Linked DNA regions of Homo sapiens: region 1 is linked to region 2. A link is a loop called in an ENCODE intact Hi-C map of the cell type or tissue named here. Cell type or tissue: HCT116. All regions are shown on one strand. Each heading gives the region's core, and the rest is flanking DNA. Links, peaks and the distances in the headings are about the cores only. Region 1 overlaps AGGF1 (angiogenic factor with G-patch and FHA domains 1). Region 2 holds the start of LOC124901008 (a long non-coding RNA gene).

The links. Hi-C counts contacts between places; a loop is a spot of excess contacts. Peaks named below come from ENCODE experiments on the same cell type or tissue, not always from the same donor. Only the 100,000 strongest peaks of a DNase experiment are listed, where the experiment ranks them.
Region 1: it touches region 2 in a loop (2.8-fold over the local background); 1 of 110 quality-filtered maps calls a loop at or near these places.

What each region holds. Positions count from the first base shown.
Region 1 is chr5:77,051,907-77,057,294 of GRCh38, reverse strand. It overlaps AGGF1 (angiogenic factor with G-patch and FHA domains 1), which reads right to left. Exons shown (of 14, transcript NM_018046.5): 9 at 4,488-4,589; 10 at 3,165-3,330; 11 at 1,699-1,781. Among named protein-coding and RNA genes, the nearest start is that of AGGF1, 24 kb to the right of the region's middle. In HCT116, for the core only: no CTCF peak of the experiment used is centred there; no DNase peak of the experiment used is centred there.
Region 2 is chr5:77,127,156-77,132,543 of GRCh38, reverse strand. All of the region lies in intron 2 of ZBED3-AS1 (ZBED3 antisense RNA 1), which reads right to left. LOC124901008 (a long non-coding RNA gene) reads left to right here and starts at 1,416. Exons shown (of 3, transcript XR_007058827.1): 1 at 1,416-1,487; 2 at 2,661-2,724; 3 at 4,760-4,836. It also overlaps a transcript of PDE8B not described here. In HCT116, for the core only: a CTCF peak has its summit at 2,956 (motif pointing left); a DNase peak (open chromatin) is centred at 2,973.

The DNA of each region.
Region 1 (5,388 bases), core at 111-5,110, 75 kb after region 2:
TTACTGGTCTTTTTATGCACATATGGTTGCATTTACCTTGGGTAAATATCTCAGAGTAGAATGGCTAACTTGTAAAATAGGTGTATGTTTAACTTTTTAAGAAACTACCAAAGCAACCGCACCATTTTACATTCCCACCAGCAGTGTATGAGATTTCTAGTTCCTCCACAACCCTTCCAATACCTGTTATAGTCAGTTTTGAAAATTTTAGGCATTCTAATAGATGTGTAGTGGTATCTCATTGTGGTTTTAATTTGCATTTCCTTAAAGACTGATAATACTGAACATTTTTTCAGATGTTTATTTGCCATCAGCATATCTTCTTTGGTGAAGCATCTATTCAAATCTTTGGCCCATTTTTTAACTGAGTTGTTTTCTTATTATTAAGTTTTGAAAGTTTTTTGTATATTCTAGATATAGAAGTCTTTGACCAGATACATGATTTGCAAATATTTTCTCCAGCTGTGGCTTGTCTTTTCATTCTCTTAATAGTGTCTTTAGAAAAACATTAATTTTTAATTTTGAAGAAATACAGATTATCAATTTGTTCTTAAGGATTGTGCTTTTGGTGTTAGAATCTTTGCCTTTAAAAAAAAAGTTTCTAGAAGTTTTAAAGTTTTAGGTTTTACTTTTATATCTATGATCCACTTTTGGATCATTTTTATAGATGGTTCAAGGTATGGATCAACATTCTTTTTGTCTGTGTTTTTTTTTTTGGTAAGGCCATCCAATTATTCTACCACCATTTGTTGTAAAAGACCACTCTTGGCCGGGCACAGTGGCTCGCACCTGTAATCCCAGCACTTTGGGAGGCGAAGGTGGGCAGATCACCTGAGGTCAGGAGTTCAAGACCAGCCTGGCCAACGCTGTGAACCTTGTCTCTACTAAAAATACAAAAATTAGCGGGGCGTGGTGGCGGGCCCCTGCAATCACAGCTGCTTGTCAGGCTGAGGCAGGACAATCATTTGAACCCAGGAGACAGAGGTAGCAGTGAGCTGAGATTGTGCCACTGCACTCCAGCCTGGGTGACAGAGTAAGACTCTGTCTCAAAAAAAAAAAAAAAAAAAAGACCACTCTTTCTCCACCAAACTGCCATCACACCTTTATCAAAAATTAATTGTCCACACATATACATGGATCTACTTCTGGACTATTATTTTGTTCCATCCATTTATCTTTATGCCAATATGATACTACCTTAATCACTGCAGTTTAATTATAATAAGTCTTTACATCAGGTCATATTAGTTCTCCAACTATGTTGTTCAATCAATGGCATCATTTTGTAGAGATAAGATCTCGCTATATTGCCCAGGCTGGAGTGCAGAGCCTATTCATAAGTGTGATCACAGCTCACTGCAGCCTTGAACTCCTGATCTAAAGCGATCTTCTTGCCTCAGCCTCCCAAGTACCAGGGACTACAAACTACAGACACTATCATGTCTAGTTATGTCAAGGCATCTTAATGCAAGTTTTCTGAAAACCAGAAATGTATATTCAAATGTAGGCTATTATCATTTTTCTACTCCAACTTCAATAGTTTTTAGGTTATGAATACCAGAACAGTAAACTAATACAAATCACGAAATCATACTACACAACTATTTATATATAAAATGTACTGAGCATATTTAAAGACATTTTTACTCAAAACCAGATATACAGCTTAACAAATGAAACAATATTCAACATCCTCACCTGTAAACCATATTTTACTCGTATTTTCTTTAATTCTTTTCTTCTTTCCAACTCTTTTTCCTCCTTACTTAGTGTTGGACCAACTGAAAGAAAAAAAGTTTGGTTAAAAAAAAGCCACTAAATCTGATTTTGTACAAAATTAAAACTAATGTTATTTAATTAATAAAAAACTAATATAACCCATTCCAATTAACCAGAAGTTGAAATAAACATTAATATAAAGGATATTGGGTTGTGATGATGTCCTTTCAGCATTTTGGTAACTAAACCTAATTGAGAAGTAAAGCAAAAACCACAGATAATAGGAATCTTATAGCTACCAAAATGAACAATGAACATCTCGATTTTTCAATATGATTATTGTAATAGAATCTCAAATGCAGAAATATTAAGTAAATTTTGCAAAGGAACATAGCCATATGCAAAATAAAAGCCAGAGAAACCAAAATTCATGTTATTGTGTAATGCAACATATTCATTTTCAAATTAGTATCAGAAAACAAAAAATAAACAATGAACATGCAAACTTGGCATTTAGGGGGAAAATTTATGTCAAAAAAGATGACCTCTTACTAGTTCAAAGCATCTATTTAAATTTTAAGAGCTTTCGATGGCTGGGCTGAAAGCAAAACAGTAATATCCTACAGTGCTATTATAATAAAGAATAATGGTACATAGACAATATACAGCACGAGCTATCAATAGGACAGAAAACGTATCAATCAATAACCCTTCATGCCTTGGCTTATTATTTCCTACGTTAATATTATATGACAGAGTTCAACTGTGGATGACTTTTTTTACATCAATACATACCTGTCAAAAGGAAACCAGTCTTTATTAAATTATTACTTAAGTCATAATTACTTTTTAAATTATTTTAATTGATAAAAATTGTATATATGGTATACAACATGATTTTTGATGTAGGTATACACTGTTAACTGGCTAAATCAACCTCATTAACATACCCATTACTACTTCATGTACTTATCATTTTTTGTGTATGGTAAAAACACTTAAAATCTACTCTCTTACCAATTTTCAATTACAACTGCTCTTAAGTACATTTGACTACCACTACAGTCTGCCTCAAAAGCCTACTAAACTGGATTAGCAGAAAGAGAGCTTATCAATCTCTTTCCTGGTCAAAAAGCAGACCAATGCTACATATCATGAAGCTAAATTATTACACAGAAAAATCAACTACAATTATAATCTATTAGCCTAGGTCTCAACTTCCAAATATATGTTATTTCTTAGTCTCATTTGGTAATATTTACGAAATATATCTCAATCTATTATTAGATCAACTGGATACAAGACTGATAGCTTTGTATAAAATATCTCTCAATGCAGTATCGTATCAATTAGACATGTAGCCAGTAGCTGACTGATGTTTTTTAGAACATTTAGGTAATGAAAGAGAAATGTTATCACAGCCACATTTAATCTGTTTCACATACCAAAAGATTCATCTTTCTTATCAAGGCGAAGGTGGGCTCTAACCTGCCCTGGTTCACAGCCATCACAGGTATCACTGCCAGGATGAATGTGAAAGGATAAGACAGTTTCTCCAATTTTGACTTCATCTCCATGCTCAAGTACGTAAGGGTCACATTTAGTTTTCGGCTAGAGGGGAAACATTTTACAAAACAGAAATCAAAACAATCACTTATGGTTACCTTACATCTACTGTAAGTAATGTCTGATTATAATTTTTAAAATATATTTAAAATAGCTATAAATGAAATAGACACATACACATACACACATGCACACACTTCCCCAACTTAATGACCCATAAAAAAAGTACTACTATTGGAGATGAAGATAGCTGAACTGAGCAACTTGTCAAACCCACCAGTCTCCCTATCCAATCAGAAATATCCAATTCTAGACTTCAATCTATTACCAAAACATATAATCATCACAATAAAAAAAGATGAAATGTTAAGAGAATGGGATAAATGCATCACATCTCCCTTTTCTTCTCTCTTGATAACTCAGTTTTATTTCCATTTTTACTCTTACAGACTAAGAATAAGGCCTCCCGCCTTCCTATATTTTTTCTTTTTTTGAGACAGTCTCACTCTGTAGCCCAAGCTGGAGTGCAATGGCGTGATCTCGGCTCACTGCAACCTCCACCTCCCCGGTGCAAACGATTCTCCTGCCTCAGCATCCCAAGTAGCTGGGATAACAGGCACACACCACCACGCCCAGCTAATTTTTGTATTTTTAGTAGAGATGAGGTTTCACCATGGTGGCCAGGCTGGTCTTGAACTCCTAACCTCAGATGATCCACTGGCCTCGGGCTCCCAAAGTGCTGGGATTACAGGCGTCAGAACCAACACGCCCAGCCCCTATATTTTCTTATTTATGCCAAATACTTTGCTACATGCTGAGGATGTTAAGTGTTAACTGAATAGACATAGCTTTTCCCTTTAATACAGTTTTCAATTTAGTAACATTTCCATTAAGACAATAAAAAAAGGGACGACCTTCAAAGTTGCTATTGAGACATTTACACACTTACTCTGAATAGCTTTACAATGGAGTCATAACTGAAAATAAGGCATAGATACATAATTAGAAGTCAAAACTCAACAGCCAAGTAAGTACCCACTGATTATACACTTTTTTCAGCCTTTCTGGAAATTCCTTCCGAAGTAACACATTTGGGCTTAACTCTACTCTGAACCAAATGATAAAGATTATGCCCTTCAGAAATAAAAAAAAATCAGTTTAAAAATAATGTGCAGGTAACAAATTAACACATATACACTCACCTGAAGAATCTGTTTTCCATTAACAATTGTGCCATTTTGACTGCCTTGATCCACAAGGACATAACTTTGTAAGTCATGGTCAAAATAAATTTCTGCATGAAACTTAGAAAGTGAAATCAAGCAATTATTAATTATTATACTTTTCAAAACTATGGACAATTTCTGTATGATATGATGATGTTAACTTGAGCCTTTGATAATTTAAATTTTATTATACTTAATACTTTTTTAGAAACACAAACTATTATATGCTTCTGGTAGAAACAGAGGCTATAGAAGAAAATGTCATCTATAAATCTACCTTTAATTACCATGAAAAATTTAGAATATGTCCTACCTCTTCTCCTTTGGTACTAGAGATTATAATTTGAAAAATTTTGACCTAATGTAAGTATTTGTACATATCATTAAAAACTTTTTTTTTTTGGTCCATATCATCAAAAACTTTTTTTTTTGAGACAGGGTCTCGCTCTGTCACCCAGGCTACAGTGCAGTGGTGTGATCACCGCTTCCTGCAGCCTTGACCTCCTGGGCTCAAGCGATCCTCCCACCTCAGCTTCCTGAGTAGCTGGGACCACAGGCATGTGCCACCATACCTGGTTAATTTTTGTAATTTTTGTAGAGACAGGGTTTCACCATGTTGCCCAGGCTGGTCTCAAACTCCTGAGCTCAAGTGATCCTCCCGCCTCAGCCTCCCAAAGTGCTGGGATTACAAGCATGAGCCACCACACCTGGCCAAAAATTCTTAATACAAAATGTGATTTGAAACACTCAAGGCCAACTTCTCAGAGAAGTTTCCAAGATGTTCAATAGTTAGGACTAATCTTTCCCTCCTTGTTCCATAACACTCTATCTATTCCTCTTATTTTGCTTCTTTAACATTAAGTCATGAGGTTCATCC
Region 2 (5,388 bases), core at 123-5,122:
AGTATAGGTAAAATGGAAAACTAAGCAAATGAAAAATAACACAATTATTTAGAGGTATGTAGAAGGACGTAAAATCATAGCCCACTATTTTGTTCAGCCATAAACAATATTTCATATTATAAGAAGAACTGTCCTATAACTATATTGAGAGAATGGGAAGAAGAAAGTGAATAATGCCATAATAGAGAGTCACCAGACAATATTCAAGGTTGATAAATCAGGAAAAACAATATAGCACATATTAGTTAGCAATATGGAGGAAATGTATTGAGTCTGGAAAGTGGAATTAGAAAATATGAGGGGTGGGACATGGGCTTGTTCTATTTGGTTGCAAATCTTTTATCAATATTGGACTGTTGTGTAAAAATATGTACATATATTACTCTGATAAATTTTTTCAGGCCTAGGGAAATGTAATACAATTAGCTTGTATACTACTTTGGTGAGAGCAAATTTCATCTATTTTATCATTTATTGAATAAATATTTTTGCTTTGTTCTAGGTACAAATATTTTTGCTTAGTTGTAGGCATCAAAATAATTATGCACCGTGTTTGATGATTACAAAACACATTTGCATATATTTAATCTTGTGATTCAATTCTTACAACTCTGTGAGTTTGATACAGAAGCAAATTTACCTTGCTGTTAATGAATTCTAAGTTGCAGGACTGTTTGTTGAATGGACCCCTTTCTAACTCTGGAAAGGGGCCCTATCAATAAGTTTACATGGTTGTATAATTTTGTAAATTATACCCAAAAAAAGCCTTTTGTTAAGATCACTTCAACTCCTAATGCATCATATTTCCCCTTATGTGAACAAGAGAATTGTTTCTAAATAAACGCACAATTTTGTACCCAATTCATATCATAAATTTTTATTCTTTTGCTTAAAGAAGGCTCCAGCAAATAGTGAAAATGTCAAGCTCACCAAAACTGGAATTCATCCCGGGTAAGTATTATCTTTCCTATTTGACAAGTTGATGAATGAGGTTAAATGGCTTTGCCCAAGTTTGCACATCTGGACTTAAACTCAAGTATTTGAATGTCCAAACCCACTTTCTTGGGTTGCTACCTTATAATCCATCTCTAGATGGTAGAAGAAAAGTTAAGAGTCATTAGTCCTGTTCCTGGAAAAATCCATCCTGGAACGTGGGTGGAAAGAGGGCAAGCCTGAGCCATTGGGCTTGGGGTTCACATGGTGGTGTTTTGAGGAACAGGTGGTGGTGAATGACACAAAAAGAAAGGTCATTGAAGACAAATTATGATGATACACAATGTTCTCTTTGTCTGCCTCTGCCTAGCCATTGGGGAACAACAACACTAAAATGCCTCCTGTGAAACACAGTCCTGTTGGGATAGGAAGAGGTCTCCTTTCTCCAGATGTCTCTCGTTTATTCCAGTCTGGTATCTGAGAACAGCTCTGAGTATCGCTCTGGAACCAGTGAGGCTGGCTGAAGTCAGAGGTCAGGGAATCGAAGGCACAAGGTTAGAGACATTGCAGGTAACTAAGCCCAACCCCTCAAAGAGAGGAGGCAGAAGAGCACAGGGAGAGGCAGTCCACACAGTGCTTAAGAGCAGGGCTCAAACCTGATTTCTGCCTGGGTGGAAGTCATATGACTTTGAGCAAGCTACTTAATCTCTCTGCCTCAGTTTCTTCATGAGTAAACTGGGAATAGCAATATGTGTCCATAATCTCTTTTCTACAATTCAGAATGCAAAAACCTAAAATTATTTCAAAATTTTTTGGTGGGAAGAGATGATCTGAACTCATTTGGCAACAAAACGTAACCCAACTCATGTAAAAGTATTCCATTTAATGCAAAAATTCACATGCCTCACTGTATAAATATCAATGTATTTGATTATGGAGAACAGCCCCATGGGGGTGTTTTCTACCATAAGGTGTATGTGTCATATACCTTTCTAAAATCCAAAAAATTAAGAATTTTGGTCCTAAGGTTTTCAGATAAAAGCTGTGGATCTGAAGTGCCTATTTCATAAGGTTGTCATGAGGGTTAAATAAATAATAAGGGAAAGGTGCTTAGAAGAGTACTTGGAAGAAAATAAGTGTTCTAGATGGGTTTTCTATTATGAGGAACTCCCCTCCCCGCCCCGAAGTATATTCCTGAGAGATGTTACCTGGCATTTATCTGACTCCCAGGAAGGAGAACTAACGTCTTTATGAGTCAGTCTAGTTTAACTATTGGATGTTTCTAATCTAACCTTATAATAAGCTGAAATTTGCTTTCTCTAACTTCCCCACACCAATCACAGCTATATTTCAACACAACTTTTGCAGATAGCTACTCTGCCTCCCCTGGGTCTTCTTTTCTACATGGTTAATTGTTCATCAGATATTGCTCAGACCTATCTGTTAGTTCCCCTCCCTCACCCCCGCCCCACTCCAGTTTGCCATTATATCCTTTCAAATGCAGTGCCCAAAATAAAATCCAGAGGTCTATATAGGTTCTGATCAGCATAGAGTGCAGTCCACATTTTCTCTATGCTCCAGACTGTGAAAAACAACTGCATCTCTGTGTGAAAACAGAATCGAGATGAGAGGAGATCTGGAAACACAATCAAGGCCATCTAGGAGTTTCATTAGAAAAACATACTTTAAAAATTCAATTTCAAACCAATTTTTTTCTGGCTTCCCAGAACCGAGATGGAAAACAGTGAGCAGCCTAGACTGATGGAAATGTGCACGTCAAACAGTGTAGAGGTAGGGTGGGTGACGTTATGCCAATTCTTTTACTGCGAAACACTACAGACAGTAATGCCAGAGCTAGTGTGAAGGTCATGGACCGCATCCCACAGTCCAAGAAAAATGAATGATATTCCAACAGAAAGAGAAGAACAGAGCTAAATAAAACTCTTGACAAGTATCAGGGCCAATCCACAGCAAATTACTGTGAAACAGGAGGACACTGCTCCCTCCGGTGGGCACAGCTAGATCTTGCCTCATGCCTGGCCCCGGCCCTGATACCCTCTGGTTAAAGGGAACCTGAGCAAACAAACCCACCAGAGGGGAAGTAATCCATTTCTAAGGTAGAAATGTGATCACTCATTCAATATGTGACAGGAATGACGAGAAAAACCATTCTCTTACAGTGACCATCCTGGCTACCTGCAAAGTATGCTTAGAATTCTAGATCCCTTTGGAGTCTCGGTAAAGATCTCCCAAGGGCTGGCTGATGGGGACACGGGGATTTATTATTTTATTATTTATACTTTGTGGATGTTTAAAATTTTTCATAATAAAATCTTTTGAAAAAATCCTCAGGTAGCTATAACTTTTTAAAACAACTAGAGACCCATGATGACAGTCTAATAATCACATCTGTCCTCCTTTTCCCCCACACTGAAGATTTTTTTTTAAATTAGATGGTACTTTCACTACTAAACTAGTTGGGAAAACGTTGGTAATTTTTTATGTGGACACAGATCATACAAAAGATTACAGACCTAATAACTGAACAGAGAAATAAACTATCCAGAAAGAATTTGGACACTGAAAACTATGTTCAAACCTAGGTTGATGAATGAAATTGTCATCAAGCTAATATCTGGGTAAAGGGAAGGACGTTAATAAGTCTGGGAATCTTTAGCCAGGTTTCTTGTTTAGTCCACTGAGAAATGGACTTGTGATCATGGTCCTCAGACTCAAACCAAACCCCGTACAACCACACAGACAAAAGGGTAGCCAGGGCATTGATTAGGCAAATAGACTTTGACCTAGTTCTGGTCCGATGCATCTGTGAATTGACTTCCAATTTATTTATTAATACTTGAGTTAAAGTAAATGCTCCAGAATGAGCTGATGATGTTTCGTGTGCTGACACTTGGCTCCAGTCAGGGCCTCCAGGGGACCAGAACTCTTGAGCACCATTTCACATCCTTTTGGCCTGGCCACTTACCCCAGTCACTGGTGAAGGCAAGCAGTTCCACACAGGCATAACCTGACCTTGCCTCAGCCCAGACACTGGATCTGTAGCTTTTGCTCCAAGGCTTGTCTGACACCAGAGTCTGTGATGCCTGTGGAAAGCTGCTTGGCAGTCATGCATGCACAACCCATAAAGGTGGGCAATTACTACTTCTGAGGTTCCCTTTGGATGGCACGTTGTAGGTGAACAGGATTAAGAATCCCCATGTCCCCATCAGCCAGCCCTTGGGAGATCTTTACCCAGACTTCAAAGGAATCTAGAATTCTAAGCATACTTTGCAGGTAGCCAGGACGGTCACTGTAAGAGAAGAACGTTTTTCTCATCATTCCCATCACAGCTTGAGTGGTAAGTGCAGATCCAGCAGCAACACAATTAAGGTTCTCACCTGTGGTGGATTGGGATGAGGTACAGGTGGAAGGGAGAGGCTCTGGGTCAAGTGGTAACTATGGTCCTTGGACAATATGGAGGCAATTATAATTGTAAAGGAATGGGGAATTCACTGGCTTTTGTTAACTGCTTTGAAAGTCTCAAAATAAGAAAATGACAGGGTCATGTTAGACAACTATCAACTCAAGCCCACGGTGAAATAGAGCAATGGTTAAAAGAATTTGATCTCCTGCAGGCACAGGGAATACTGTCTTGAAGATTAAGACAACAGTTGACAAAGTCATAGAGGAGACAGAACGCCAAGCCTTCACAGATCTCCTATTTCAAAGTTAGAACCCTGATAGGAAAAGCTTAAAATCTTAAGAGCTGGGATAGGATAGACAAGTCTGAGAATATTGAGTCACTAGATTAATTTTCATCCTCTAGGAGAGCAAAGTCAGCCTTCTTCTCCTTGCTGGGGACATCAGCCTCATCTTGCCAGGAGACCCTGAAAATACCTCACCTGAATCTTGCTTTGCAAAGTGATGTCTGTCTTCCTCAAGGTCTCCTTCCATCTCCAATTAACTGACTCCATGATAACTGGAGTCAGGTTTTGGCTCAAGCAGGTGGGGAAATGTATCCCTGCTGCAGTAGGAAATAGTTTACTAAAGAAACTGAAGGACCTGGGGTATTAGACTGTTCTCACACTGCTATAAAGAAATACCTAAGACTGGGTAATTTATAAAAGAAAGAGGTTTAACTGACTCACAGTTCTGCATAGCTGCAGAGGCCTCAGGAAACTTACAATCATGGTGGAAGGCAAAGAGGAAGCAAAGACCTTCACAGGGTGGCGGGAGTGAGAAGTGTAAGCAGGGGAAATGCTGGATGCTTATAAAATCATCAGATCTCGTGAGAACCCACTCATTATCACGAGAACAGCATGGGGGAAACCTCCCCCATAATCCAGTCACCTCCCTCCCTCAACACATGGGGATTACAGGCCCCACCCTCAGCACATGGGGATTACAATTCGAGATGAGATTTGGGTGGGGACACAGAGCCAAACCATTCACCTG